Regions from separate parts of the Mus musculus genome. Here regions 1, 2, 3, 4 and 6 are each linked to region 5. A link is a loop called in an ENCODE intact Hi-C map of the cell type or tissue named here. Cell type or tissue: left cerebral cortex. All regions are shown on one strand. Region 1 overlaps Pde1a (phosphodiesterase 1A, calmodulin-dependent). Region 2 has its middle 38 kb from the start of Gm39867. Region 3 overlaps Pde1a (phosphodiesterase 1A, calmodulin-dependent). Region 4 holds the start of Pde1a (phosphodiesterase 1A, calmodulin-dependent). Region 5 has its middle 26 kb from the start of Gm36153. Region 6 overlaps Pde1a (phosphodiesterase 1A, calmodulin-dependent).

What was found. A loop is a pair of places that touch in the nucleus more often than their neighbours do. Peaks named below come from ENCODE experiments on the same cell type or tissue, not always from the same donor. Only the 100,000 strongest peaks of a DNase experiment are listed, where the experiment ranks them.
Region 1: it touches region 5 in a loop (3-fold over the local background); 3 of 42 quality-filtered maps call a loop at or near these places.
Region 2: a loop joins it to region 5, with 11 times the contacts of the local background. A loop is called at or near these places in 10 of 42 quality-filtered maps.
Region 3: a loop joins it to region 5, with 2.5 times the contacts of the local background. A loop is called at or near these places in 2 of 42 quality-filtered maps.
Region 4: a loop joins it to region 5, with 7 times the contacts of the local background. A loop is called at or near these places in 6 of 42 quality-filtered maps.
Region 6: it touches region 5 in a loop (8-fold over the local background); 38 of 42 quality-filtered maps call a loop at or near these places.

Annotation. Positions count from the first base shown.
Region 1 is chr2:80,086,826-80,091,825 of GRCm38, forward strand. The region is part of intron 2 of Pde1a (phosphodiesterase 1A, calmodulin-dependent); the gene reads right to left. Among named protein-coding and RNA genes, the nearest start is that of Pde1a, 40 kb to the right of the region's middle. In left cerebral cortex, a CTCF peak has its summit at 2,012 (motif pointing right); a DNase peak (open chromatin) is centred at 2,577; H3K27ac peaks cover 426 bases.
Region 2 is chr2:79,509,432-79,514,431 of GRCm38, forward strand. No RefSeq gene overlaps it. Among named protein-coding and RNA genes, the nearest start is that of Gm39867, 38 kb to the right of the region's middle. In left cerebral cortex, a CTCF peak has its summit at 2,711; DNase peaks (open chromatin) are centred at 1,828 and 2,724.
Region 3 is chr2:80,067,551-80,072,550 of GRCm38, forward strand. The region is part of intron 2 of Pde1a (phosphodiesterase 1A, calmodulin-dependent); the gene reads right to left. Among named protein-coding and RNA genes, the nearest start is that of Pde1a, 59 kb to the right of the region's middle. In left cerebral cortex, no CTCF peak of the experiment used is centred here; DNase peaks (open chromatin) are centred at 2,445 and 3,257; H3K27ac peaks cover 376 bases.
Region 4 is chr2:80,125,234-80,130,233 of GRCm38, forward strand. Pde1a (phosphodiesterase 1A, calmodulin-dependent) reads right to left here and starts at 4,179. Exons shown (of 16, transcript NM_001159582.1): 1 at 3,848-4,179; 2 at 3,501-3,611. The coding sequence starts at 3,601. In left cerebral cortex, no CTCF peak of the experiment used is centred here; DNase peaks (open chromatin) are centred at 65, 1,556, 2,425, 3,840 and 2 more places; H3K4me3 peaks cover 3,668 bases; H3K27ac peaks cover 3,298 bases.
Region 5 is chr2:80,264,189-80,269,188 of GRCm38, forward strand. No RefSeq gene overlaps it. Among named protein-coding and RNA genes, the nearest start is that of Gm36153, 26 kb to the right of the region's middle. In left cerebral cortex, CTCF peaks have their summits at 2,855 (motif pointing left) and 4,120 (motif pointing left); DNase peaks (open chromatin) are centred at 2,847, 3,278 and 4,092; H3K27ac peaks cover 190 bases.
Region 6 is chr2:79,864,640-79,869,639 of GRCm38, forward strand. Pde1a (phosphodiesterase 1A, calmodulin-dependent) reads right to left here. Exons shown (of 16, transcript NM_001159582.1): 12 at 3,591-3,672; 13 at 983-1,103; 14 at 399-586. Among named protein-coding and RNA genes, the nearest start is that of Ppp1r1c, 160 kb to the left of the region's middle. In left cerebral cortex, a CTCF peak has its summit at 871 (motif pointing right); a DNase peak (open chromatin) is centred at 853.

The DNA of each region.
Region 1 (5,000 bases), 180 kb before region 5:
GTCCTTTCCTGTGGTCCCTGCACTTAGGTATCTAAAGCAGGAGAATGTGAGGTCAAGGCCAACCTGGCCTACGGCCCGAGAAGGGGATGGTTTCCAGACAAGCAAAGTCAAGGTAAATTCCCAGAAATCAATGAATAAGTAACTGCATTGCATCCAGGACAAAACATCTGGGCCATGAGCTGAGTATTTAACACTGGCTTGCTGCCAAGGAGAAAAGGAAGAGGGCTGGCTACTGAACACCTCCTGAAATCCCTCCCACAGCCTTCAATCCAGTTCCATGTTTTACTTGTAGACCTCTCTAAGGAGAAAGAATGTGCAATGTAAGGAAGGATCTGTTAGCCAAGTATCCCCAAAGCTTTGCTGTTCTCAAGAACAATTTGCTAGTCCAGTCTGGGAAAGTTACAACCCCATTTCTGCCATTATTCTGGAATTACTCATATCTCCTGGTAAAAGAAAACTAATTAGTCATTCTTTGTTCCATCACTGAGGACCACAAAATGTTTCTCAAGCCCACCATATAGTTCTACAGACTCTTTTACTTTTAATGAAGCTAAGGAACGCCTCCATTTTCTTTCACTTCTTATGATTGTCTCAGAAGGTAAAAAAAAAAAAAAAAAAAAAAAGTATTATTAATGGAAGGAGAACATTTCTTTAAAGCTGAAGTTTTACTATATGCTGATATTTTCAGCTATTTGGTTTTTTTCTTTATGATGATGAGAAAACTTTTAAGGAGGAAGCATGATGATTTATAAAATAATAAGCAAAACTTGATGCATTGAAGATTGTGCAAGGAAAGTATCATATTTTGCCTTGAAAAAGCATAAAAATAAGTAAATTTTGCTTATAAGCTTAAAAAGAATCAACCTGCTAGCACTGAAAGTGTTCTCTAATATGGTGAACAATTTTCTTACAAAGATAAAGTACTGCAAAAATAAATATGTGTGTTCTATATAGACAGGTGGGTTAACTGTTAATTAGCATAAATTATATTTTAATTAGTGTTATCCATTTTAGATTCTGATTTCATAATGTGCATCTTATTTTGATTAACACACAGCTAATGCTTTGCTAACTAGGACATTTCATTTGAATCTCAAAATTAACTCTGAATTAATAAAATTAGTTCAAGATACTATAGAATGCAAGGGTAAAATATAAATTTACCAAAATTGAAGAGTTTATATGTTTAACTTTCTGATTTTCTTCTCTTAATAATATTATTTTACTTAATCTTTGAGAATTGTGTGCATATGTACAATGTATTTTGATATAATGTTTAGCTATTCATCTATTTGAAGGGTGATATGGGGGATATGGGAAAATGAAGATACAAAACCAGACTATGTTGATGTAAAACAAAAGGGTAGCATAATTAGTGTGAACTGGGCAGCAATTCACTCCAGCTTTGGACATTCAAAGCTCTTCCACACTTCTGTTAGCAGCTTCAGGGCATGGCACAGAAACACCGTTGAACTAAGCGAACAGACATTCTCTGCCTAGGTGTATAGAAAGAAAGGAGGAGGTTAGTTGAAGATGCCTAACTCAGATTTTTGCCATGACAATGTGCAGCTTCACCTTAACCTGGAGAAGGAGCCAAGAAAGGATTGAAATGCATCTAGAAAAAAAACTGCTTGGAACAGTATATTAAGCCACAAGTATAGTCTATTGTTGTATTTGTAATGTTTCTTTTGATGTTTCTCTTGACTACAATTTTTAAAATAATTCATCCAGGGAGCCTTATCAATCCTGTATCCTCTTGCTGTGTGCATTTGTAAAAAAAGCGTCCACCTTGTTCTTTTTTTTTTAAGATTTGTTTTATTTATTTATTTTTATGTATATGAGTACACTGTAGCTGTACAGGTGGTTGTGAGCCTTCATATGGTTGTTGGGAATTGTATTAGGTCCTCTGCTCACTCCGGTCAACTGCACTTGCTCCAGTTGGAACCGCTTGCTCAGGCACAAAGATTTATTTATTATTATATATAAGTATACTGTAGCTGTCTTTAGACGCACCAGAAGGGGGCGTCAGATCTCATTACAGGTGGTTGTGAGCCACCACGTGGTTGTTGGGATTTGAACTCAGGACCTTAGGAAGAGCAGTCAGTGCTTTTACCTGCTGAGCCATCTCGCTAGCCCACCTTGTGCTTTTCTGAGTCAAACACTGAGCTGGTAACTCCTATGACAGCAAAACTCAGATTCTTTCTGGTTCTGACAGAGTGGCAGGGAGGTCTCATCTAGGCTCAGTAGAGACAGGGTTCCTGTGGATCTGCACAGGGATGGAAACGATGCAAGCCTGGCATATACAGACCATCCCTAGGTCTCCTGCGTTTTCCTGTTTCATCTGACCTGTACTAGGTGTCCTTGCAAAGACCGTTCAGTCTAAACCAAGAATTGATAAGCTGCTCGTAAAACCAAAACCTGGGTGACTTCATCTTGATTTAACCTCTCCCATATTCACATTGCTATCTGCAGAGTTCTGTACAATTCCTAGGCCATCAGACATTTTTGTTCGGTTCAAATAAGTTTGTCTTTTCCTCTATCATGTTTCAGACTTCAGTGCTCACCAGGGAGCTAAAACAACGAACATCTCACATCTTTTACAGTGTGAGAAAGGGATTATAAATTTAGCAGGTTGCTTTTACAATGTTGCTGGCTCTGCTGGCTTGGCTTTGCATTGCTTTACTGATGTATCATTCCCTTCTCTAGACTATAACCATAAAATCATGCTGTCTGATAAATGATTTTTCTGTTGTGTTATTTATAATAGAAGATATAGACTATCTAACTCCAAAATAAAAAAATCTAGTTGGTGTCATTTAGATAAATATAGATAGACATAGATATATAGATATAGATGATATTGATATAGATGATATAGATATATCCTCCTGCTGGTCTCATTTAATTAGAAATGAAGGAAAAGGATGAAAGCCATAAGAATCACACACACACACACACACACACACACAGTCAATGTAGTAATGGATAACTTTCTGATCATCTTTGTACAACAGTCTATACTGGAAGTGTTGGAGTTTACTTACAGGAATACAAAGCATGAAAAGTGAACTTTGTTTCTTTTTAAAAAGTCAGCATCTGTAGGCAGTCTTAAGGATGCAGCAAGCAAGATGCCTGTCATATCGACTCCTACTTGAAAGTTCCCACAAAAGGTAATTGACAGCATATGATGCTGGCAATCAACAATTCTTAGATAAATTTGGATATTTGGAAGGAAATGTGATAGCTCCAATCCTAACCTTAATTGACACAATCATTACTGTCAAGCTCACACGGTAAATTTATTGTCTTCTTAATAAAGCAAAGAAAGAAAGATGAGAAGAAAGGAAGACCAGAAGGAGGGAAAGGAAAGGGAGAGATGAGAGGGAGAGGGAGGGAGGGACTTGAGTAGGCATACCCAGAACTGACTTACCTTCACTCTCCAAAAATGCATTTCTGCTAATTGGAAAACACCAGAGAATTCAAAAGTAGCTTAAAGAAAAGATAAATACATTCAGTCTTTCTTTTTGTTTTGCTTTGCTTTTGGTTTGGTTTGGTTTTGTCCTTTTCAAGACAAAGTTTCCCTGTATAGCTGTGGCTGCCCTGGAACTTCCTCTGTAGACAAAGCTGACCTCCAACTCAGAGATCTGCCTGCCGCTGAAAGATTAAAGGCATGAGCCACCACCACCTGGCTTGAATGTAGTCTTTCAGTCTTATAGTCTGTATTCATTTAAAAGTATTTGTTGAATAAACAATACAGTACAAATCATATGTGATTCAAATAGTAGCTATGGTATTATATGTGTGCGACATATAAATCATCTCTTCACACCCTGTTCTTGCTTGTTTTCTCATCGGAAGTCTTTGTGAAAGGCTTTTACTACAGGAATTATTTGACTCCTTAAATACACAGAAGCATAGCAATGTAGCCTGCTATGAAAAAATCAACAAAACTGATCAGATTTGAGGAAAGGGACGGGATGAAGGGGAAAGGTGGATGATAGACTGGGAAAAACTATTTGAAAAGTTCATATCAGGTAGAAGATTTTCAAACATAATTTATTAAAAAATAACTTTTTTTTGGTTATAAAAGAGATGTTTATTCTACTTATTTAGAGGAAAGATCTCTACTTAAAACACTGTTGAAAAACAATTTTTAGATTCTTAGGTTGTTAAAATTTACCTGATTCTAAGAAAAACAATATGAGTATAACATATTCCCACAAGTAGCATGATATTTTTCTTTTTTTTTATTATGTATTTTCCTCAATTACATTTCCAATGCTATCCCAAAAGTCCCCCACACCCTCCCCCCCTCCCACTTCCCTACCCACCCATTCCCATTTTTTGGCCCTGGCATTCCCCTGTACTGGGGCATATAAAGTTTGCCTGACCAATGGGCCTCTCTTTCCATTGATGGCCGACTAGGCCATCTTTTGATACATATGCAGCTAGAGTCAAGAGCTCTGGGGTACTGGTTAGTTCATAATGTTGTTCCACTGATAGGGTTGCAGATCTCTTTAGCTCCTTGGATACTTTCTCTAGCTCCTCCATTGGGGGCCCTGTGATCCATCCAATAGCTGACTGTGAGCATCCACTTCTGTGTTTGCTAGGCCCCGGCCTAGTCTCACAAGGGACAGCTATATCACCATCCTTGCAACAAAGGCTTGCTAGTGTATGCCATGGTGTCATCGTTTGGAGGCTAATTATGGGATGGATCCCTGGATGTGGCAGTCTCTAGATGGTCCATCCTTTTGTCTCAGCTCCAGACTTTGTCTCTGTAACTCCTTCCATGGGTGATTCCATAACGTGACTCTTAACGGCCAAAGTAAGATGCTAATTTGGTTTACAAATAATCAAGGGAAGTGAAAAGGACTTTGTTTGTTTGGTTGGTTTTTTTTTGAGATAGTTTCTCTGTGTAGCCCCGGCTGTCCTGAAACTCACTCGGTAGACCAGGCTGGCCCCAAACTCAGAAATCCACCTGCCTCTGCCTCACAAGTGCT
Region 2 (5,000 bases), 750 kb before region 5:
GCAATTTTCTGTATCTTCAGCTGCTACTGAAGTCATGTGGGCCTACACATAGGTGTGTTTTAAGGCAATCTATTGCCTAACATGAGAAAGTGTTTGGGACTTTAATTATAACTTGTTGAGGGAAACCATCTATTTACCTGTCTGTTGATCAAATTTTCTAAATTATGGCACAGGAAAAATATGGATACCAACTGTACTTAAAAAGAAATAACAATAATTTACTTATGCAAGAAAATTATAGAGTGTACATAGTAAGTTATAGTGGGTAGTACTTTGGTAAACCATGAGCATAACAGTTATATGAGTACTCTAGAACATATATTTCTGACCATTCACTGTAAAACAAGCAAAACAATCCTAGTACTTTGATTCCTAGAAAACACTAAGTAAGTTGATATTAGCAAAACATTTCTTTACCTATAAAAAGTCATTAATAATGACTAATTATTTATGGCTTAAAGGACAATTTAAACTGTAATCTGTAACAGAAGCCTAGCTATCACTGTTGATTCGATGATATACCTGAAATATGAAATATGAAAAGTGAATAATGGATATATTTTCACATGATGAATTCTTAAACCAAAGCCTAACAACCACAAAGTGTTTCTGTGCCATTTGAGAAAATTAGGCCAGAAACATTAGTGTTTTTCTCTTTGATTTCCCCGGTAGATCAGTGTAAATTGGCAGTAGAAACTATGTATCATCATGAAGGTCAGAACAGAGACTCAGAAGAAAGAAAACTGCATTACAGCTGTGGGTGTAGGGCCAGGCAACTGTGAGAGTGAAGGTCCAAAGCCACCAGGCAGAAACTGTGAGAGAAACACGTATTTCCCAAGTCAGGAACTGAAGCCAAGTAGAGGTGCATTGTCACAGTGTCCACAGAGAAGCTCCGGGGACACAGAGTCTTTTGTTTCTTGCCCTTTAATATAACGGCAACAGAAACATATAGGAAACCAGGCCTTTCCAGTGTGACCTAACTAGGAGTCAGTGCAAACTGACTGGGATAATAAACTCCAACTCCCTATAAGTCATGTCATGAAAGGTAAGGGCAAAGAGTCAATGGACATAGCCTGGGTGATTAATATTTTCTTTGTGTTTTACTTATTTCAGTCCAGGAGAGAAGCAATAACTTAAATTGCTGTATATGGTAAACATCAACACCAGGTTTTGTGTTGGAGGCCGTATCTCTTGGATTAGTTCTAGTTAGTGGCATACAGGACTGAGCTCCTGTTCTCAGTTTAATAAACCAGACCGTGGCTCTGTCTAACCCCTGACGCAGCCCAATGGAGAGATGCATCAAATGAAAGGGGAAGAGAGGTTTAACTGAACAGTTTATACCTTTGAAGTATTATGAACTCACTCTCACATTCCACGAGAACACGTTTGCTTTTCTTGGCCCTGTCTTGATAGATTTCCACTCCTCTTGTTACACAGGCAGGGTGTGGATCGCTACACTGGGAGGCTGAAGGCACCATCAAAACGGTTCCCTCTCCTCAGCTCTTGAGAACACGTTTCCAGCTCCAGTCCGAGCTTTCCACTTATCACCAAATAGAGCTCCCAACATTTCCTGGTGACGATTGTGTTAATCTGCCAGTTTTCTCCAACAGGAAGCCTTTTCCTGATATAATCTAAATGTTCCTCTACCTAACTCCATCCCACTGTTCACTCCCATGGCTATCTCTTTGAATACTGCAGAACGGTATCAGCTCCTTTGTCTGACTCCTATTTTTAGACCCAATTTGTTACGTCCATAAAGCCAATGGCTTAAATTTAGCTCCGTTTGAGTTTCTCCCATTAGTCACTTAGTGTGTCACTCCCTTAGTCATTTTTGTTGCTTGGTTGGTTTTCAGTTTCGTGATGCTCGGCCTTAAGAATGAAAACAGTTTTTCAGGGACAGCTCATAAGGGTGGAGTCAGTTACTGTAGTCTACAGATGAAATGGCCCTACCTATTGCTGACATGTACACTTAGTATCCTTAAATTTTTCATCCTTTCTCAAGCCATGTTCCTTCCATCTTACATGACTAGTTTTGAGCTCCTAGTAACGTGATGTCCCACAATGCCATGCCATTTTCAGACTTCAGCACTATGCCTGGAACAGTTGGAGCTACTGATACCCCTGGTGAACAAATGAAAAAGTTAATGGCTCAAACATTGCTAGTGAGGTCATTTGTAAGTTATTTGTGTAGAATTATAAAATGCTTTAGTTTTCTACTACTTAGGAAACCTCTTATTATAAATTATAGGCAGATAATAAAGTGACGTTGGATGGAGTGGTAGATAAATAGATTGACTGACTGATTTATTAACTGATTTAGATTTGCCAGCATATAATCTTGTCCCATAGGATTTGTGACGTAGGAAGTAGTGTGAGAAGTCTGACACCTGTTCATACTTTACTCTTTGTGCAAAGATGCTGTCATATAATGCCATGGGTACCGCCCAGGGATAGCTGCTATTTAAATGGCCTTATCTTTATTTGTTTCAAGTTCTGAATGTTTGGCAGCTCTCTGGGAACCCACCAGGTTAGTTCTGATGAGTCTCACATAAGTGCTATAACTCAAGGGAGTGGGAAGTTACCCTCTTGTACTTATGAGACTCATTATTGGTCAATAACCAGCATCCATTGGCGATTCTTGCTGTGGTCTTACAGCACTTTCGTTTCTGTATGTGCTTTTTTATGTATTCGGGCTTTACAGGGAATTGTGAAGTTGGTCGCTTGGTGGCGCTGTAGCTAATAGCTTGATTTTCTTTTGTATTTTTCCATCGCCTTCTTAGCTTTTGTTTTTTAATGACAGCTACGTGAAATATGCTCCCGTCTTAAAACTCTGCTGCAGGAGAAATGATTTAATGGCTCTTGACTTCTGGATTAATTTTGAGCATTAGAAACATTGTAAAAACAGATTCTTGCTAGTAATGATCATTATCATGATGGCTTGGGGCATAATCATTTACCAACATTAGCCAAGTGATTAAAATCCATCATGAGTTTAATTTGTAAAGATTTAGTTCCTTTGCAATAAATGGCTAATGGTATTAGCCTCATCTGTGTGGGGCCCGAATTTACCATTCTAGGACTTTGAGCTTTCAAACTAGATTTCTGTCCACCCTTGCTGCCATATGTCATTCATGCCTGATATTTACCAAGTATGTGGCATTTCCTATATCAGTGCTGAATGGGGCCATATGGTGTACAACATACAGGCAGTCATAACCTGCTAGTTCATAATTTATTATTCCATAAAGCAAGCGACCTTAATGGATGTTAAAATTAACAACCATGGTCAGTCAAACCTGAAGGGAAAGGGGAGCATTTTGGCTTTATGACTCTTTTCTTTCCTTTCTTATTATCTTATCAAGTCGAGATATATGTGGAATGATCAGATTTCAGTTCGTATAGCATTATCATTAACTTTGCAATAATGCCCTTTAAATGCATCTGATCTTAGAAATGATTTCTAAAAATTTCTCATCTTATAAAAATGCTTTAAATTTTTGTCTACAGAGAAACCGCCTTTTACATTTTTTTTTACAATTTATTTATTTTATGAACATTGCTGTGGTTTTTTGCCTGCACATACGTCTGAGTGAGGTTGTCAGGACTTGGAGTTGCAGACAGTTGTGAGCTGCCACGTGGTTGCTGGGAATTGAACCAGTGTCCTTTGGAAGAGCAGTCAGTACTCCTAACCGCTGAGCCATCTCTCCAGCTCTGCTTTTCACATTTAAATTTGCCTCCTTCCTAATGTTTTGTCCGATGAATTATGAAAACTGTTGAGGTAAACAGTGCTCTACCAAGAAGATAATTCATCAACCCACTGATTTTTCTTCAAAAACTCCTGAAGAAAGTTCAAAGGGGAAGACCAGCAGAGAAAACTTTGAAACCATGGAAGGAGGAAAAGCAAATGTACCATTAATAGACACTACTTCATTTTCAGAAATATCCTCTCAAAAGAAACAAAAAAGTAAATACTTCACACTGTGTAGAGTTTAGCCCACCTTGGGTTCACTGTGTGATCTGCAGGCTTCATGGTTACATAAGCTGTTTCCTCCTCAAAGCGAGCCAGTGTTAATATCACCACCTTGCAAAGAGCTAAGAGAACCCTGGTTAAGAGTTAAGTGGCTTCTGGTTGTTCAGAGCCTGGTAAAAGGCCTGTCGATCAGTTGGCACAGGCCGGCGTGAAAAATAAATTCATGTTCTCTGGTCAGCTTCTCCCAACTGCTTAAAAAGGTCAGTTTCTCAAAATCCTAGGGTGGAATAGGACAGCCTGTTTGGATTGGTAAAGGATAAAAAGAAATTCTAAGAAAGTCAGATAATTTAAAACTCACATGCAAAATTTTCAGTGATAATTAATTTAAGTGAAAATACAAACTTCTGGTCAATTTCTAAACATCAGTAATTGCACTAAGTTGAAGCTATCCTAGTCTTCCTCCCTTTCTCCCCTCCCCCCCTCACGCATTTACAACTATGCACAGGAGGCTCTCCACACAAGAGATAAGGAGCGAGCTGAGCCAGAGAGACTCTTCTCATACTGTGGCTCTTCTTACACCAGTGTGTACCAATACAACTCTAAACACAGTTGACTTTTAGTTGACAGGAAAGTCTACGCAAGGATTTAGCATAGAATATTCAATACAAACAACTGTAAGAGTAAGGAAACAGAGTCAGAAAAAGAAAATACCTCATAGCCAGGCAGTACAAACAGAAAGTGAGCCCAACTTGTTGGGAGTTCACACTATTTTGCCTCTCAACTTAAACACTGTTATGCAACTTAAAGGCAGTTATGTTATACTCCCTGGGTGTTACACAGTTTCAATAATGACTTTACCAAACTCATTATTGAAAACTATTTCTCTTTTCTTTTTTTTTCTCCAATTTTTTATTAGGTATTTACTTCATTTACATTTCAAATGCTATCCTGAAAGTCCCCTATACCCTCCTACCCCCTGCTCCCCTACCTACCACTCCCAATTCTTGGCCCTGGTGTTTCCCCTGTACTG
Region 3 (5,000 bases), 200 kb before region 5:
ACTAGTATCATCAAACCTTGAAATAAGCCTATGGATGAAACACAGTACAACAGCATATCCCAAAATGTATCCTTGCCAACTACGTAGGTTGAGCCAGGCAAATATGCACAAAACAGAAAACAAATAAAAAAAATAATCGACTCAGCTGTGAAGACAAAACAAAAAAACAAAAAAACAAAAAAAACAAAAACAAAAAGCAAAAAACAAAACAAAACAACCAAGACACCTCAATGGCAATTCAAGTCTACATGAAGAATAGTACAAAGAGTGGATAGGAGGGCAATGCAGCCCCTTAGAAGTGCTAACTAATTCCTCATTAGAATAAGGTGTTGGAGGGCCAGTAATGCCAAGAGCATAGCAACGTGACAAGGGAAGATGTGCTTGTCTGGGTATTATTTCATAAGGGTTTGTTTGTCATAGTCTCTGAGAGGCCTTCAACAGTGGGCAGATTAGTTTATGTTTTTGTTGCTGAAAAGTCATGAAGCCCAAATATACATAAAAGTAGGGATGAGACGCCTTGGGTTTTAACATTGACTCTAGCTATTTCATATTAGAGGATTTCCTTAATAGTTCTGCTCCTTGCTTCACATGTTTGAAAAGGAGATTGAGAATAGTGTTGACCAAATAGTTACAAATTTAAAAAATCCACAGTAATTTGTGATAACTATACTGTATGCATTATTTGCTTTTAAAATGTGACTGGACTTCAGCTGACATTACACTAAATTACACCAACTCAGATAATCCGTGAAGAATTCTTATAAGTGCAACTACTAACACAGAAAGCACGTTAGAGAAGATGAACTTCACCTCATATATTAATCTCAAGATTAGAGAAGAAAATATCAGTCTATAAGTACTGAGCATGGGACCTAGCACACCCTAAGGGTAAACTCTGGATTCCAAGTTACCCATATACTTCCTGTCCATAGAATTATCTTTAGTGACACATATTGCCGACTACCTCCAAGAGAAATAAAAGCATCCAAAACATGTAGTATATTTCCAAAAACAATGATATCCACAAAAATTCTACTAACCAGAGAGAACGGGGGATTAGGGGGGAAAGGACAACAACAAGAAAAAATTAAGACATAAAGTACAAAATTGAAGAAGAAATAGCTATAAAATTTTGGAAGTGACTGGAATCCAGGACTGGCTTAGCTCCACCTCTCAGGTCATGAGAGTGAATTTATTGGCCATGGCAGAAAACGAGATGCCAATGACATCAAGCTAGTTCTCAAAAAAGTTTTTTTAATAAAATATACATTACCAGGGAAATGAAAATCCCTGTAGTTCAATTAAATCAAAAACTAGTTCAGAGCGAATCCATCTCATGCATTTGTGCTATTGCTTTGTTTCTCTTGTTTCCAAGGAGCCCTACTTTGGAAATCATGAGGCCTCCATTATAAAGATGCCATATTGATGCTATCCACTGTTAGCTACAAGCTCATCGTGATGTATAAAACTATACGGAGCACAAAAATAGTGTTTTCAAATTTGCAAAAAAGTATGTCTCTAAATTATAAGCAGAAAAGGGGATGCCTACCGGAATGTATGCCAGTTTCTGAAAAATGTTGAATGTCAAAATTGGGCAACTCAACATATTCAAGTCCTTGGCTTCTAACAAACCTAATCAACACATAGCTTCAACCCCTATGCAGACCTTCACGCTGAAGTTAGGGAAGGCCCGCAGTTCAATCACATTCAAGTCACCACACTGTAGAAATGTGTACCCTCCAAGGGTAAATTTTTGTTACAAAAATCATAAGCACATCAGTACACAATAATAGATTAGCATACATGTGATAACATGACTGTGTGCAAATGCAAGTTCATGATGACAGTTGACATTCAGCTGTGACGTAAAAGAAAAATAGAAATTGTATTGTTTGGTAATAGCTTATAATTAAGGTAGGGAGTATAAGTGTAATTCACAAATACTATTCACAAAATACTCTTATTAACTGATCTAGCAGAGAATAAAAATAATTAATTATTCAATTATCATAAGCACCTCGCTTAATTATTTATGTAGCATACTTGACTTTTTAGGCGATTTCTGAAAGCTATGCCAATGCAATACTGTTAAAAAACAAAACAAAACAAAAAAAAAAACTTCGGACATGTGTTGTTCATTATATACTCCCTACCTTAATTATAAGGCATTAGCAAACAATATAATTTCTATTGCTCTTTTAAGCCACAGCTGAAGGTCAACTGTCATCATGGACTTGCATTTGCACAGTGGGCAGCCCACATTGTGGTTTCTTACACTTTGGCTGGCATCAGGATGCAGAAGATCAAGGCTGGATGATGAGAACTGAGCTTCAGCTGTCAGGTCTGGCCGAGGAGGCTGCTAGTCGAAAGCCTGAAGAGCAGCTGCTGTCTTCTGACCCCTCCCTTGCCTTGACATTCTGAAGATTGCGCTTTCTGCTGCTTTCTTCCACATGTCTCTGCCCTTTTTCTCCTTGCATCATTTTTCACCCACTGTAAAGCCAAGCCTCTGCTGGAAAGTGGGTTACACAGCAGAGACTACAGTTTTACTTTTTTGCTTTCTTTTGAATATGTCCTTGATATTTAACCACAACATTATAGTTTAACTTCTGACAACCCAAGGTTTGGTCATTGCTAACCAACAACAAAAGCTGTTCTCAGGGTGTGTGTGTGTGTGTGTGTGTGTGTGTGTGTGTGTGTGTGCACTTGTGCTTGCTTGCACATGTGTGTCTGTTTCTGCCTGTGCATGGGTGGGTGTGGGTGTGGGTGCGCACCTGATTGTGTGTGTCTGTGTGTTTGTCTCTGCATGTGTATCTCTGTTGTCATTTATGTCCTTAATTGTATGGATTTGTGTGGAGTCCAGAGACTGACCTGGGTTAGGTTCCTCAATGATTTTTCCATTTTATTTTTGATGAATGATCTTTCACTGCATCTGTAGCTTGGTATTTCCCCTAGTCTAACTGGCCACCAAGCCCAGGGATCTACCTCGTTTCTGTACCTTGTTCTGGAGTTATATGCATGTGAAATTGTGCCTGCCTAACCTGAGTGCTGAGGATTGGAACTTGGGTCCAAATGCCTGTGCACAAAGCCTTAGATACACTGAGCCCCAGCCACAAATCATTTTCCCCCTGCTGAGTTAACCAAGGAATTGGAATTTAGTATAAGATATTGTGACAATAATGTATCTCCCACCTCATGGTTTACTGAAGCCAGACCAAGCAGAGGATGAGTGTCATGCTTGCAAGTGAGTTACACACCCACCAAGGTAGGTCTTGCAAAGGAAGAGCTGAAGGGCTGATTTTAGACACTAATCCCATCACCCACTCCATATAACAAGGCTTTGTGCCCAAGAGCGTGACTGAGCAGAGTTACTCAGTCAAATTCTTCCCACTGAGGCAGGATTTGAAGAATCCTTGTTAACTCATTACTGAAGACTTGATCTCCAGGGAGGCTGAACTGGGAAGCTGTGAAACTTTCAGATGTGTGACCTTTCTGGTGGTCATAAGCTCGCTGAGGGGTTGTGAAGGGACTGAAGCACAGCCTCATCTCTCTATGTTGCTGCCTGGCTTGTGAACTCAGTTTTGCTCCACCATAGACTCATGGTGGAGTGTTTATTTGCAGACCGAAGTGATGGAAGCCAGTGGACGCCATAATCCAAATATGCTTTTTGTCTTTTTGAGCTGACAACCTCAGTACCAAAATTCTCTTTCACTGTACAAAATTCTAAATAAAACACAAAACACTATTTGGCCTTCCTTTTTTTAAAAATTAAATATTGTTTTTATTTACATTTCAAATGTTATCCCTTTTCTTGGTTTCCTCTCAGAAAACTGCCCATCCCCTCCCCACTTCCCCTGCTCCCCAACCCACCCGCTCCCACTTCCTGGCCCAGGCATTCCCCTATACTGGTACATAGAACCTTCACAGGACCAAAGGCCTCTCCTCCCATTGATGACCGACAAGGCCATCCTCTGCTACATATGCAGCTAGAGCCATGAGTCCCACTCTTTGGTTGGTAGTTTAGTCCCTGAGAGCTCTGTGGGTACTGGTTAGTTCCTCCTATAGGACTGTAAACCCCTTCAACTCCTTGGGTCCTTTCTCTCGTTCCTTCATTTGGGACCCTGTGCTCAGTCCAATGGATGGCTGTGAGCATCACAAACTACATGAAACTCAAGAAGAATGAAGACCAACGTGTGGCTACTTCAATCCTTCTTAGAAGGGGGAACAAAATACTCATGGAAGGAGTTACAAAGATAAAGGGTGGAGCTGAGACTAAAGGAATGACCATCCAGAGACTGTCCCACCTGGGGATCCATCCCATAAACAACCACCAAACCCAGACACTATTGTGGATGCCAACAAGAACTTGCTGACAGGAGTCTGATATAGATGTCTCCTGAGAGACTCTGCCAGTGCCTAACAAATACAGAAGTGGATACTCTTTGGATTTCTAACTTTATGTACAGAAGTACTATTCGTGAGAAATTCTGTGCATAATAAAATGACATTTCAAATCATCAAGGAGTGTGTACAGTGTGGACACACCTGTGTTGACTAAATATAAAACTGAATTAATTTCTATGATAAAGGTGCACATATACAAACACACACACACACACACACACACACACACACACACACACACACACATCATATTGACCACAACAGGAGATAGAGACTTTTCAGTACAGCAGGAACTTTAAAGCAAAGCCAGAAGAGAGCTCTGTTTCCCGGTTCTGTATTACATCCAGATAATGTACACCTCTGTCTATGTGGCTCCTAAATTTGAGACGGAAACTGAGTGGATGTTTCTGAACACCTAGTTGGGCCAACTGGATTCTTAGCTCAGCCTCCTCCCTAGTCCACTTGGGTTTCTTCCATAAATCATTTAAAGCCCCCAGAACAACCTACTAATGATACCCTATTTCCTGGAATCCCTCCTGTTTGTTTTACACAACTGATTGTCTCTGTCTTGCGGTCTCTTTCTGTCTCTCTCCCTCTCC
Region 4 (5,000 bases), 140 kb before region 5:
CTTGCCATATAAGCACAAGAACCCACATTTGGATATCCCCAACACCGATGGGGAAACCAGCTCCAAGGCTGCCAGCTCGTGATCCTGGAACTGCAGAGGCACAGATGGGTGGATTCAGGTGTTCGCTTGCCAGCCAGTCTAGCTAAACTGGTCAGCTCCGAGATCAGTGAGATCTTGCCTCAGAAACTAAGCTGAAAAGTGAACGAGGAAGAAACTCCGACCTCCGGTCTCCATATGCGCACACACACATACATGCACACACATATGCGCACACCCGTAGATGCATCCACACACTTGAAACATGTGCACACTAAAAAGGTTCATTAAACAAATGAACCAAGTACTCTAGAGAAATTGATGCTTAATTTAGAATAGCAATGTTTCCACATGTTTTACAAAATTTGTCATTATTTCTTTTTTTTAATTAGATATTTTCTTTATTTACATTTCAAATGCTATCCCTTTTCCTAGTTTCCCCTCCGAAAACCTCCTATCCCCTCCCCCCTCCTCCTGCTCACCAATTCATCCACTCCCGCTTCCTGGCCCTGGCATTCCCCTACACTAGGGCATAGAACCTTCACAGGACTAAGGGCCTCTTCTCCCATTGATGACCAACTAGGCCATCCTCTGCTACATATATAGCTAGAGCCATGAGTCCCACCATGTGTTTTCTTTGGCTGGTGGTTTAGTCCCAGGGAGCTCTACAGGTACTGGTTAGTTCATACTGTTGTTCCTTTTATGGGGCTGCAAGCCTCTTCAGCTCCTTGGGTACTTTCTCTAGCTCCTTTCTGGAGGACCCTATGCTCCGTCCAATGGAGGACTGTGAGCATCCACTTCTGTATTTTTCAGGCACTGGCAGAGCCTCTCAGGAGATAGCTGTATCAGGCTCCTGTCAGCAAGCTCTTTGAGTATACAAACCAGTTGTGGTAGTGCATGCTTGCAATCCAAACATTGGAGAGAATGGAGCAGGAAAATTATAAGTTTTAAAGTAAGCTGGGGTAAAAGGCAAAACAATACTTTTTAAAAATTGTCTAAAATATACTATATAAAAATACCTATGAAAGACTATCCAAGTATCTTCTGTAGTGGCTTGTGTTTCCATGTTTCATGAATAAATATTTCATTTATTTTCATCTCCACTTGAATTTAACCTTAAAATGTACATATTGTATGCCAAATTAAAAATGTATAGCCTGCTGAAAAACAGCAATAAGTTTATAAAGTTGGATATCATAAAAGAAAATCAAATAAAATCCTTTCCAAATAAATATCCAATAGTGAGCACTGAGTCTATTTTATCAAAATAAGAAATCATTACAGAACTGTTTAATAGCATTCATGAGTGCCAGGATTTTCACTGCAGACACTTAAAAGTAGAAGCCAGGAGCAACACTGATGAGAGAATTCGGCTTGAGTCAGTATTGCGTTTTAAAGAGGTGAGGCATTTTCATCAAGGGGATGGGGAGTCCCGCACATCACTGCATTGGAAGCAGACTACACAAAAGACCATAATTAAACAATTTGCTTGTCATTAGTCATGCAGATTTTAAGCTTGGAGCTTCTTTCTTGCTTTGACAAGCCTCAGCCAGGAACTCTGAGAATGTCTTAAGTCAAAGTGCAAGGAAAAGGAATGAACCGAAATGCAAATTTCTTCCTGCTTGAATACAAAAGCTCTGAGTCACTTCAGTCAGTAAGAATGGCTTTAAAACACTAAACTGGCTGGAGATCATTAAGTGATTCTGTGTAGCAATCGGTCCAAAAGAACACAGCGTGTGCACACAGAGATGTAATCCACTGTCAACTCAGAAGCTCTGCTGCTGAGAGACCTCATCACCCCTCTTAGAAACGGCCATCAAACGACAAGGTGAAAAGTTAGAGAACTTTTCTCAAAAATGTTGAGTAAACACGGAATCAATTTTCTAGTTGTTTGAAGACATATTTCTAACGTCACTACGGGGTATCTTTTTGCCTCGGAGTAACTAAGGAAAAACAATATACCAAGAGCAAACAAAACATCCTGTCCTGTAAAGGAAGAATCTAAATGGGTTGTGATCTCAGTTATAGCAGCCCAGTACAGATGTTCATCCACTAGGTTAGAGCACAAATCATCTGGTAATTGCTGATGCTTAATTTGCATCTATGCTAATTAATTGTGTGAACCACTATTTGTTTCGACAGGATTATTTGTTTCTCTAGAGAATCTGCCTTCTAAATCTCCAATGGCTCTTTGAAACAGATATCTCTCGTTCGTTCAATGGCTATAAAAATGGCTTCCTTTTTAAAAGTTATTCTCTGCTGTTTGCATTATTGGGGTGCTTTCATGCGAGGCACCACAATACCATGGATTGCTTCATGTAATGGAAAATATGTATACACTGAGAGCACTCTATGTCCAGATGGAGAAGAGTAGAGAGGATTTGGACTTCTAAACAAAGTTTGATGTAGTTGTCCTTTATAAAAGCGATGACATAAGCTTGCCCATATACTACCTTTCATGAAACACTGTGTAAACATGCGACAGCATTAAAGATGGGAATCCATCTACGGGGCACTGTGGTCCTCCAGTTATCTTTGTAAAGCTAATGCCCCACTTAATTCTGAGATATGAAAATACACTTAGAAATTCCAATGACCTACAAATATTCATATTTCTATCCAAATGTTACATCGGCTTTTACAACTGGTGCTATGATTAAAACGGAGCATATAAACAGTGCTGTGGTGAAGCACTGGCCAGAACTCTCACACACACTGACGGTGGTGGGGGTGGGGGTGGGGTGGGGTGGGGGTGATGAGCAAGGTGCTAACACTAGAACCAAAGTGGATTCAGGTAATTACAAGTCGTGCTTCGAGTCACTGTACATCCTGTTCTGTATTGTTAAGAACCCGGTCAGTACACTGGAAGCAATTCGCACTTTACTAGTTAGTGAGGAATGGAAATTTAATTCCTCACTAATTTAAACCAAAGCTCTAATATGTTTGATATGCTTTTCATGTTGTTTTGCCACACAAATAATTTTCTTACTAAAATATTAGTTTATCCATCGTAGAATAAGCACAGAATAAATATGCAATTTATGATTCTACAAATCCCATCTTTGTTTTTTTTTCAAAGAAAGAAATCTCCATCTTATTTTTCTCTCTCCACTTACCTGAGAGAAATTATTTCAGTGAGGACCAAGCAAGCTGATTTCCTAGTCCCTCCTGTGCTTATCTAAAGCACACATCTAAACAACACACACAGCAGGGAGCAGAAGCCCTGGACTGTAAACAAAAAGTGATTTCACAGAGCCTTACCTTACTCCATACAAAACATGCAGGTCCAGAAACTGCTTTCAACAAGTTGCTAGCTGAAATGGGTATATTTTAGTTTTCAAGAGAAAATTTCTGCAAAGGAAACACTAAACCTCAAAGTCAAATAACACCCACAATTATTTGTGTTAACGGTCAGCTATTTATGGAGGGGAAAATATAACATAAGACCAGGAGAGCTTACTCACATTCCCTTCAGGCGCTGCCACATCTTCTCGGTCTGTTCTCCAATGAGATACTTGTAAGTGGCGTTTTCCAATTCTTCGATGTCCGTATCAGTAGACCCCATGATGATGTTCCTAGGACAACACAGGTGCAGTCAGTTTCAGCGGCTAGGACAAGCATTCCTCAGTCCGTTACAAATCTCAAGCGTTACACAGTAGCATCTCTTAGCCATCCAAACAGTTCAGGGACGCAAAGCCGAAGGAAGGCTCTGCCAGAACTGCCGTCTTTGACAGGCATATACTCTGCTCACATCACCAACGCCCCCACCACCACCAACCCAAGCAGACAGAGTATAAACAGATGCTCTGACCTCACGGGAGCAATCCACACATGTGAGCTGCTACTGTACTACTGACCGACTGCTCAGGCTATTTGCCAAGCAGCTCATCTGCAACTGTTCCGTGCACAGAAGCACATCAGAATTTCTACAGTTTACGAGCTCAATTATGCACGAAAGAAACGTGAATGACTTTCGCGCTCTACAAGAAGCTGAATTCCTCTCTAGCAGCTGAAGCAGGGCAGGATGTAATAAGAAACCAGATGGTAGGAAGCAGTACCAGCAGCACCACCCTGGGAAGAAAGTGCCTGTTTAAATACCAAGGCTTTTGTCTCTTAATTGATCTGGAAGCGGCACTTAAAAATACAGCACACTTCCTGAATAAATGCAGCCAATATTAATGACAAACACGGAGAAGAGTCACACATAGAGCCGTACAGGAGACAGACCCCAGAGCTCCACAGGTTGTTATTGAGAGAGTATGTCCATCAAGTGATGCTGGAATCGTGCTTATTCATCTTCTCCTAGCAACTCTACACAGTGGGTAACTGCCAATTTAACCAGGGAAAACACAGCAGCTGCGTTCAGCCCGCTCTGTGAATCCTTTGAGGATTAAAAAATAAATAAAATGAAATGGGTGTGAATGCATGTGTGTGAGTGTTGAAGGCAAAGGGTGTGTGTGTGTGTGTGTGTGTGTGTGTGTGTGTGTGTGTACGCTGAGAAGAGAGATTAGAGAAAATGATGCTGTGGTGTTTGTGCATGTTAGGAGAAAAATGAGAGAAAGTGGACATAAAAGGAATCAGAACTGATTGTCTGCCAAACTGCCACACATGGCGAGCTTTCTTTGAAACAGGCACAGATCCTGAGTGGACCTTCATAATATCTGTTGCTATCTGCAAGCTGCTTAGAAAAATATCCTCCAAAGTATTGTCTCTTCTTATTCAGAGACTCACACACAATTTTGCTCATTTGTCCTTCAGGGTTTGCCCATTGCCTGGATTCTTAAGGCTTCATGTATCCAAAGACATTTAGGTAATAGCAATCCAATATTTAGTGGCTATTTCAATGTTTACATGTTGTTATGAGGACTTAATTCATATAGCCTTTTAAAAAGTCTTACGGGAAATGTTATAAGACATTCCTATTTAACTGTTGAAAAAATACAAACAAATGTTCTAGATTTGCA
Region 5 (5,000 bases):
GAGAACTGTGCTGATGGCTAGTGTGTGTGTGTGTGCGCGCGCGTGTGCGTGTGCGTGTGTGTGTGTGTGTGTGCGTGTGTGCGTGTGCGTGTGTGTGTGCGCGCGCGTGTGTGTGTGCGCACGCGTGTGTGTGCGTGTGTGTGTGCGTGTGTGTGCGTGTGTGTGCGCGCGTGTGCGTGTGCGTGTGTGTGCACGCGTGTGTGTGTGCGTGTGTGTGTGTGCACGCGTGTGTGTGTGTGCGTGTGCGTGTGTGTGTGTGTGTGTGTGTGCGTGTGCGTGTGTGTGCGTGTGCGTGTGTGTGTGTGTGTGTGTGTATGCTGTAATTTTTTTTTGCTCTGATAAAATTATTTCTTTGGGGGCATTTTTAAATAAAACTATTACATCATAAAATCATCACAGTACTTTCTTCTTCCCAAGTTTCCTCATCTGTACAAAGCCAGGGTTGTGATGGACATTTCCCAGTCAGAACTTTACAGATATTCTGGAGACCGAGGTACACTTAATTTTTTTTGTCAAATCAAAGTCCTCTATTAGTAAAAAGCTCATCAGATGTTCAACTAGTAGAACAATATTTACCAAAATCATTATGCTACAGACAAGACAAAGACTGAGGTATCTAAAGCAAACTACAAGTTAGTCTCTTAGACCTCATTATTAGAAGACATTCAATATGTAATGAAAAAGATGAATTGTTGAAGTCCAATGTGTAATGAAAGTGATGAATATGCCAAGTGCAACATATTTAGCATCCGTAGCATGAAAGGACATGAGAGGGGCAGTTCTGCCGGCTTCTTACTCCATAGGTAAGCGGAATGCTTTTAGTAGTTTTCCCTACGGAGGCAAATTACCATAAATGTTAAAAGCAAACTATAGGAAAGAACTTGCCTGAAGTAAATTTTCTTCCTCTAAGTATGCTGAAATGGTGATTCATATCTTCCCTCTTTAGAAAACAAAATGTTATGTTTTGGTTGAAAATAAAGTTCTGTTAGACGCTGTGGGGATATAAAATATAAATAAGAGAGTATAATGGCAAAAGAAAACTTCAGCCACTCTTCTTCGCAGTTGACAAGAATATCGTTTCGGTTCATCACCAGTGAGCAAAATCACCTGCAAAGAAGAGCCTCCTGTCACCAAAAGTTCCGTGTTTGACTGAGTCCTCAACACCGACAGTGCTGGGCAAACAAGATGGCTCAACAGATAATGGTGATTGCAGCCAAGCCTAATGACCCGAGTTCGATCCCTGAGACTCACATTGTAGATGGATCAAACTGACTTCTGCAAGCTACCCCAAATAAATGAAAATAAATAAATGCAATAAGGTTTATTTTAACTGGCAGTAACTACAAAATGTTATGAGAAAAAATATTTAGCTAGTAGACATCCTGTTAATAAGACTGGACCCCGAGTAGCTCATCACAGAGAAAGTGGGTTCTGCCTGTGCTACCAGAGGATTCGGATTCTTATCATGAACTGTGGGTAACACAAAAAAATTGGCACTTTGATTTCTTTGCAGATTTGGGTTTGGGTTTCAGTGTTTTGTGTTTATAAGTTGACCATACCGCAGAGACTGACTGAATTAGCACTGTAAACTCACCCAGCTAAAGATCAGCGATATCAGATCTGCCAGAACGATTCTGCTCCATGAATTTTTTAAAGGCAGCAGCCGTGTGAGATGAGCCTTGCTCTTACTGGCTTTACCAGGGTGTTGCACCCCCAGACAAGGTACCATAGTGAGATGGCATCCTACCCAGATGGATGCCTGGCTCTTAACAGCAGGATTTGTCTCTGGTCTCTTCTCAGTATAGTATGGTGAGATTAGGTGGCACATCTTCCCAGAGCATCGCATTACTTGGCACCTGTAACCATCTGCAATCTGTCATAGTTCCTGTGAGGTCCTTACAAACGTGTCTTGCTTTTACAATGTGCCCAAGACTTACAGAAGTCAACTTGTCTTCTACTGAGATAGATTTGTAGCTCTGCAGAGATGGAACAAGAGCACTTGGAGAAAGACATGCCATCTTGTTTTCTGAAAAGACTAGAAAAAAAAATTAAGTCCAGTATCATGGTACCACTTAAAATACGGACACCATGAAGAATAAGTCATACTAGGTGGAAAGAGCTCTAGAATCATCTCTTCCAGGTTGCATTAAAGACATGTGTAGACCAAGCAGCTTTTCAATGTCAGTTATGCAGGAAGCTAATTAACTATCAAAACCACTCTAGTCTGTCGTTGACAACAGAAGTTAAGCAGAAGAGGAAGAAGGGGGGAGGAGTCCCAATTCATCTAGTGAGAAAAAATAATAAAGGACCAAAATACCTACTGAGTATGTGCAGGTGAAGTTCACTCACTTCTGAGAGAGACTGCTCTAAGAAACTGAGTTTCTGTCTGGGGCAATTGTTTGAAGACCTTCAACTCTCAACCCAGACCTATTTTTTAAAAACCTTGCAATTGGCAGGGTATGTGTGTATAATAAACACTGTGTGGTTCTAGCGGACTAAATGCCATACTATGTTTTTAAAAAAGCATCCAGTTATAGGCTAAAAAGACGCCAATGTGTGTTTCTCGTGACATTCTGAGCTCAGGGAGTAGTGACCCTCTTTCTAATAAGGAAATCCAGTTCCTGGAGTCAGATGACAAGCCCTGATTTAGATAAACCGAACGAAAACTCTGAAGACGCATAATGCGCGGCAAAAGTGCTATATAAATGTAAGGACTATTGCTACAGAATAAAGGATGTGATGCAAAAGTTGGCAGCAGAGGAAGGCCTTACAGATAGATGGGTAAACACAGCAAGGAGGGTGCAGAAAGGAAGATTCGTGAACCGTAGGAGGCAGGTGATGGCATAGCCCCCTCTGCTGGCTTAAACGTTCATCTGCAACTACCGTCTTCATGGAAGGAGAAAAGCAGAACTTGAGCTGTTTGAGGAATTGAGTACTTGGCCGACTAGACTCAAACCGAAATCTAACGTTGTTACCGGTGATGGTACATACAAGGACACTTCGTATCCTTTGGTCAGCTTCCGCAGTTGAGCCTATAGCCAAGAACACAATCCTAGCTGTAAAGAGTGACGCAATGCAGGGATTACAGGGTTGGGGGGGGGGGGGCGGGGGCGGGAGGGTTTGTTTGTTTGCTTGCTTGTTTGTTTCAATAAACCAAACCCACGGGACAACGCTCATTCAATCACAAAATAATGTTCACGAAAGGTATTTGCTGCCTAGATTTTACAAATTAACCTAGATTTTAATACATAGACAATAGATAATGCTGCTAGTTACGAAGCCGGGCAGTGGTGGCACACACCTTTAATCCCAGTACTTGAGAAGCAGGAGTAGGTGGGTCTCTGAGTTCAAGGCCAGGCTGGTCTACAGAGTGAGTTCTAGGACAACCAGAGCTACACAGAGAAACCCTGTCTCGAAAACAAAAACAAACAAACAAACAAATAAATATAGTAAAGCTGCTTGCTCTGAGACAATAGGGAAATTTTTTTAATTAGTGTTGAGACTGCAATAACTGAAGTGACATAGACTTCAGATCTTAAAAACCTGATAAACAAAATTGGTCTCTGTGCTAAATGAAATTCCATCTCATTGGAGTCTTCTCTCCCTCCACCGATGGTCCAAGGAGAAAAGGGCTCAGAAATAAGTGTTGGAATGTGTTCATTAACATCACACTCCGAAATGTCAAATTCAGCACCGAGGGATATTAGATTAACACATGCTAGATCCAAAAACATTTTGGGGCCTCCCCTGTGGATTTAATGTACATGGGCACAGGGGAGGGGTAGATTGCCTGAATCAGTACTCTGATAATCACCCACCTCCATCCCAATATTACACAGCATTGATAACAAAATATAATCAAGTAAAATGGCATTACATGTAACTCTAACTCCTTAAATCAGGTGAGCCTTCGTGAGACTTTAATTGTGTCTTAGTCATTAAAGAACGTAAATCGTCCCTACTGAAAATTTTAAACTAGAGCATAGAAGTCCTACTGAGCCCAGTGCTATTTACATGCTGGGTGAAAATTCTAATTTTCCTGAAACCTACATATCTTCATCTACCTTCCTTGCTCTAGAAGACTTTGGCTATCTCCTGAATCACAGTAGAGGTAGAGCGCCCTCTAGTGTCTCATTTATATTATTATGCCAAAATAGAAAGTCTCATTTCTAGCTAAGCTTATTGAAATTTATTTATTTATATTTGCTACTGTACAATTGTTTTTAGATAACAATCTCTGAAATTGTTACTACTTTAGAGACTTTTCTAACAGTTAGATTTGTAAAAAGTGTTGGTCTACAAACTTTGGTAAAATTTTGCACAATAAAAAAAAAAAAAAAGAATATGATGAATTTATGAAATTCCTAGGCAAATGGATGGACCTGGAGGGCATCATCCTGAGCGAGGTAACCCAATCACAAAGGAACTCACACAATATGTACTCACTGATAAGTGGATATTAGCCCCAAACTTAGGATACCCAAGATATAAGATACAATTTGCCAAACGCATGAAACTCTAGAAGAATGAAGACCAAAGTGTGGACACTTTGCCCCTTCTTAGAATTGGGAACAAAACACCCATGGAAGGAGTTACAGAGACAAAGTTTGGAGCTGTGACAAAAGGATGGACCATCTAGAGACTACCATATCTAGGGATCCACCCCATAATCAGCTTCCAAATGCTAACACCATTGCATACACTAGCAAGATTTTACTGAAAGGACCCAGATGTAGCTGTCTCTTGTGAGACTATGCCGGGGCCTAGCAAACACAGAAGTGGATGCTCACAGTCAGCTATTGGATGGATCACAGGGCTCCCAATGGAGGAGCTAGAGAAAGTACCCAAGGAGCTAAAGGGACCTGCAACCCTATAGATGGAACAACATTATGAACTAACCAGTACCCCGGAGCTCTTGACTCTAGCTACATATGTATCAAAAGATGGCCTAGTCGGCCATCAGTGGAAAGAGAGGCCCGTTGGACTTGCAAACTTTATAT
Region 6 (5,000 bases), 400 kb before region 5:
CAAAGCCATCTTTCCAGCCCCAAACTTTTACTTTTGACTAAAATGCTAGACACTCAGATAGATACAGCAAGAGCTAGTGGCTTTGCTTGGTGCTGGCACAGGCTTGCAAGTACCAGTGACAAAGCACAGGGGTTCTTACAGAGTTTGTCATCATGTTACTATCCCTTATTTCACATCTGCATGGCCACCATCCATCAGCACACACATCTGCAGCTCAAGTGACATAAGCAGGAGTATCCTTTCTTAGCTAGCAATGGGACCAACTGTCTCATGAATGATCAATTTCAGAAACCAGCAAGAGTTTGTGTGTTTTATAAAAGAAGCACATCAAGTGGAAGAAAGCACAAATTATTAAGGAATTAGCGACTCCTTAATGGTAGCATCATCAACAACTGTACCTTGGGCAGCCAACTCTTTCCACCTCTCTTTGTTCTGCTGAATGATGTCCACCAGGTTGTTTTTGAAACTCTTCAGATCCACAGCTGAGAGCGAGTAGTCTGGGGCATAGCTCCCATCACACACGGAGCCTTTTGTATTTGACCGCCTCAGAGAGTCAGCAACATGGAACCCAATCATGGTGGACGAGCTACCATTGACAACGAAAAAAAAAAAAAAAAAAAGACAACTAGGTCAAGAGACCATACGAGACAGGTTTATAGACCCATTAAACAACAGTCACATGGGCCCAGATGTAACACGTGGCAGGTGCTTAACACAACCCCCGTCCTCTTTCCCACATGGAGTGTATTCTGACTATGATGTGGCTTCTACTCACTCCTCCCAGTTCCTTCCTCCCACCTCCCCTCCCATCCATACACCATTTGTGGACCATGATCAGTTGCAAAGGGAGTGCACTACAGTATATAGACACTAGATGGCAGTACTACCTAATAATTACTGCAAGAACTGCAGGCCTACCTTTGAGGAAAAGAATAATTACTGGGTAAAACCTTTAATATATGCAAACGAAGACCTATTATACCTGCTTGCCCCGTAGTTTGAAGACTGTGACTTTGAAGCTTCCTCTATAAGAGGAATGACAATTTTCTCTGTTGAGTCCGTCAGGAGAGAAAACGTTGGCTCCACTATGAAATCAATGAAACCTAAAAAAGCAAAGCACACAGAATGGGAGATCCAATCAAGAATCACAGTTTCCTAAACCACACGGTAAGCCACAGTGAGGACTTTCTGGTACACATGCAGAAAAACAAGTGCTCACTAGAGAACTGGCTAAGCTGTGGACAGTAACAACCTTCAGAGGCAGCTACTTTGGGTAATAATGCATTCAGTAGTGAGAGCTGATAAACTAGACTTCCTTAGCCCAAGGATGTGATCTTTCCTATCTGACATTTTACGCCTTATGCTGTCCTAGCTCTTGAGCCAGTTCTAATGATCAAGAATGTCTTTTCTTAGGGCCCCCAATGGAGGAGCTAGAGAAAGCACCCAAGAGCTGAAGGGGTCTGCAACCCTATAGGTGGAACATCAATATGAACTAACCAGTACCCCCAGAGCTCGTGTCTCTAGTTGCATATGTAGCAGAAGATGGCCTAGTTGGCCATCATTGGAAAGAGAGGCCCCTTGGTCTTGCAAACATTATATGCCCCAGTACAGGGGAACGCAAGGGCCAAGAAGTGGGAGTGAGTGAGTAGGGGAGTGGGGGGGGGGGGTATAGGGAACTTTCGGGATAGCATTTTAAATGTAAATGAAGAAAATACCTAATAAAAAATTGGAAAAAGGAAAAAAAAAGAATGTCTTTTCTTCTCAGTGAGAGGACATTACTCTTATGAATGGTCTTCGTTTGGTTTTTGGTTGTTGAATGTTATGCACACCAGAAAAAAATAAATTCTATCTAAACTCTAAGAAGACCAGATAATTAAAAGTCCCCAACCCTCAGGCCACAGAAGGACAGCCACTTTTATTTTATCCTATTTTTTTTCCTGACTGCATCAGAGTGATTTATCAGCACATCCTTATTTCAAATTGCTGTTTATTATTCTCTGGATGTAAAGCATTCGTTCACAAAGTGTGGGCATATGCTGCCGAGCCAGCAGAGAGGACACTACAATCTCCAGGCGACAGCACTAATCCCACCACTTTGAGATGTCAGCATTGAGTGCTGACTTAGATTTAAAGTGCTCATCAAGATGGAGAGTGACAGGCAAAGAGCAGAGCCCTGACCATGGATGTGTTTGCTTCTTAGTAGTGAGGAAAGGGGGATTAAAAACAATAACCATTTTAAGCTCTGGGACTGCAAAACCTTGTGGCCCCAAGAGCTATTAGGAGCTTCTGCCTTGAACCCACTGGAAATAGATACTAACATCTAAATACAAGAAAAGAAGGGTCTGGAAGTGACATACATGCAAATTATCCATTGAATGCTTGCCCAAAGTCGTATATGCTTGACACTTCTCAAGTATATGTTGGGACACATCTCAAAATTTACAAAAAATCCTACAATAATCTTGTATCTTAATACTTGAATTCAAAGTGAAGTTAACTGTTCCCCTAGACTTTTAACTCACTAGAGCAGGTAGACTGTCCAGTGAGTCCGTACCTCTTTCACTAAGAGGAATGTGTATCAGAGCCACTAGCCACCGAATCAGCCCAGCTTGCTTGATGAGATTCTGAGTTTACAACATCCACACTTTCTGAATGGTGATAAACACCAGATGCTGTTTTATTGGCTGAACAGTGTTTGGAAGTTGTCTGGGAGGGGAAAGGGTTATAGCCAGCCACTTTCCTACTGTCCTGAAGCTCTGTAATAGCTACACCAGAGCCCATGTCTGGAGAAGGGATACAGATTCATACATCACATGGTTCCGTAAGGGGGAGGCTGGCTGTCGGAATATTATCAGAGATGGGCAAGCATAGGAAATAGTTTAGTAACCTGGGACTCAGCTGGTTGTGTTACACATCCCTCTTGTCAGTACTGCTCTTGGCAGTCTAGCTCCTTGTATGCTCCGTGCATACACATATCCCTCTTTATACAGTTCATCTAACAACCATAGACTGCCACCTGCATCCTGTTACATCTATAGCCCTCTAAAGATAATGATAGGATTCCACTTCCCTAACAATAGTCAAAGCTAGAATAGTTTCTATTCCATCAGAAGCATTCTAGGAAGTGGGCTACGTGGTAGGAGAATGACCATGTGGTCTAATCTAGCAATCAGAATATAGAGCTGCTGTAAGTATATCCCTTAGAACCTGGCCTCCCCTTCCTTCAGAAGACATCAAGAGACTCTGGGCTGTAACATGGGTCCCTGGTCAGGGAGATCTATTGCTTTCCTTTAAATTTAATTCCCTTGCTATTCCTGAAAATTTTGTATGGGCTTTTAATTTAACTCCTTGGCTAAGAAGACAAGAACCTGGAAACACCTGACCTTGGCCAGCAGTAGTGGTTTATTGAATGCATTTTGTAAAAATACTTCATTGATTTTTCCTTCAGCATTAGCTAGATCAGCCTGAAGCCAAAGCTTATCCTGAGTGTAGAGTGAGGTTGGTCTGGAAGACTTTGAACTACATAGTACCTGCATTTGAACACCAACAAGTCCCACCCACTTTTCGGGGCCACCATTCTTCAAAATTACCTATTTGCGACTGGGCAACCATTGTTGACTTCCGATCACAAAGTGGAGAAAATGGAAGCCCTAATTCAGCTTCTTTGTCTCCCTGGGGAAAGAAAGGTGAATCACTGGAATCAAGCTGGAGAACTTAAGAAAATGTGTAGTCTAGATATAGTGACTTAAAACAACCACATTTCTTTAAAGCAGTAATACCTACACAGTTATTTCATTAAAGTCTATTTTCTCCTAAGGAATTTTCTAGTGCTAGTGCATCTCTAAATATCTTTGTAGTATCCCAACCCACTGACTCTAAAGTGAAAAACATTTCAGTTTTCTGAAGACCCTATAGTCACTTCAATGCATTATTGGGAGATTAATTGACCACCAAGCTTATGGATTTTTCTTCATTTTTTTAGATTTTGCTTCACAAAGCTTTAAAAAGCAAGATTTTTTTTGTTGGACTGCTCTTTCAAATGAAATATGCATGAGTATTTTGAAATCTCTTTCTTCTCATCGACTAAGATTTATTAAATATCCCACTACAAATAATGTTTTTATCATAGGTCTAGAATACAGTTCAAGAATATCATCAGTGGTTAATTACTGAATAACAATATCCTTAAGAGTTTACATTAAAATACTAATGGCACTATCATTGTTTAAAATAGAAATGACAGACTATAGCCTATATCAGAAGAATAATATTAAAGACAGACATTTATTTGGTATTTACAATACAATTGTCCTTGACTGACACTATAATATTTGCATTTGGCTGATGTTATTGTTAAATATCTGCTATGTATAGCCTAAGAACACTCTAACAGGATACCACTCAATAGGCCTATTTCTATATTATATGGTTCTTTGGAAGACTGAAAAGGATTAATTAGGGTTGAAAAAGGCATGTTGATGTTCTGCTCTGTGTAAGCTCCATTTTAAAGACTGCAGTTAGCACATTTTCATCTAAGACGTAAACACTTGACAGTGACATGCAGATCTGGCCTTCCTGTGGATGGAGTTGGGGAGGTTAATGTTGTTTTTCTGCTTCATGTACCTTTCAATTAATTTAGAATATAAAATTCCTATTGCTAAAAGCACTGGATGCTAAAAATACATTAATTATTCAATTTCCTTATAAATATTTCAAAGTGTTATTTATTTTTTGGAATGAATAAAGGCCATGGGTACCAGGTCAGCAGCAGGGGGGCTCTGAGCCAGACCATGAAAGAACTAAACAGAACACCTTGGACAGGGGAGAGATGTAGAAAGGGAAACTGTGTTACCTTGGTGGAAGCTTGACCAACTTTACAAGGTCTTTATTCTCCCAAGGAAGGAGACACAGATTTTTTTTCTTAAAATGAAATCAATAGTCAAAACTGAGCATTCTACATAACAATTACTTCACATTTATCTTGAAAGTTGTGCATCCTG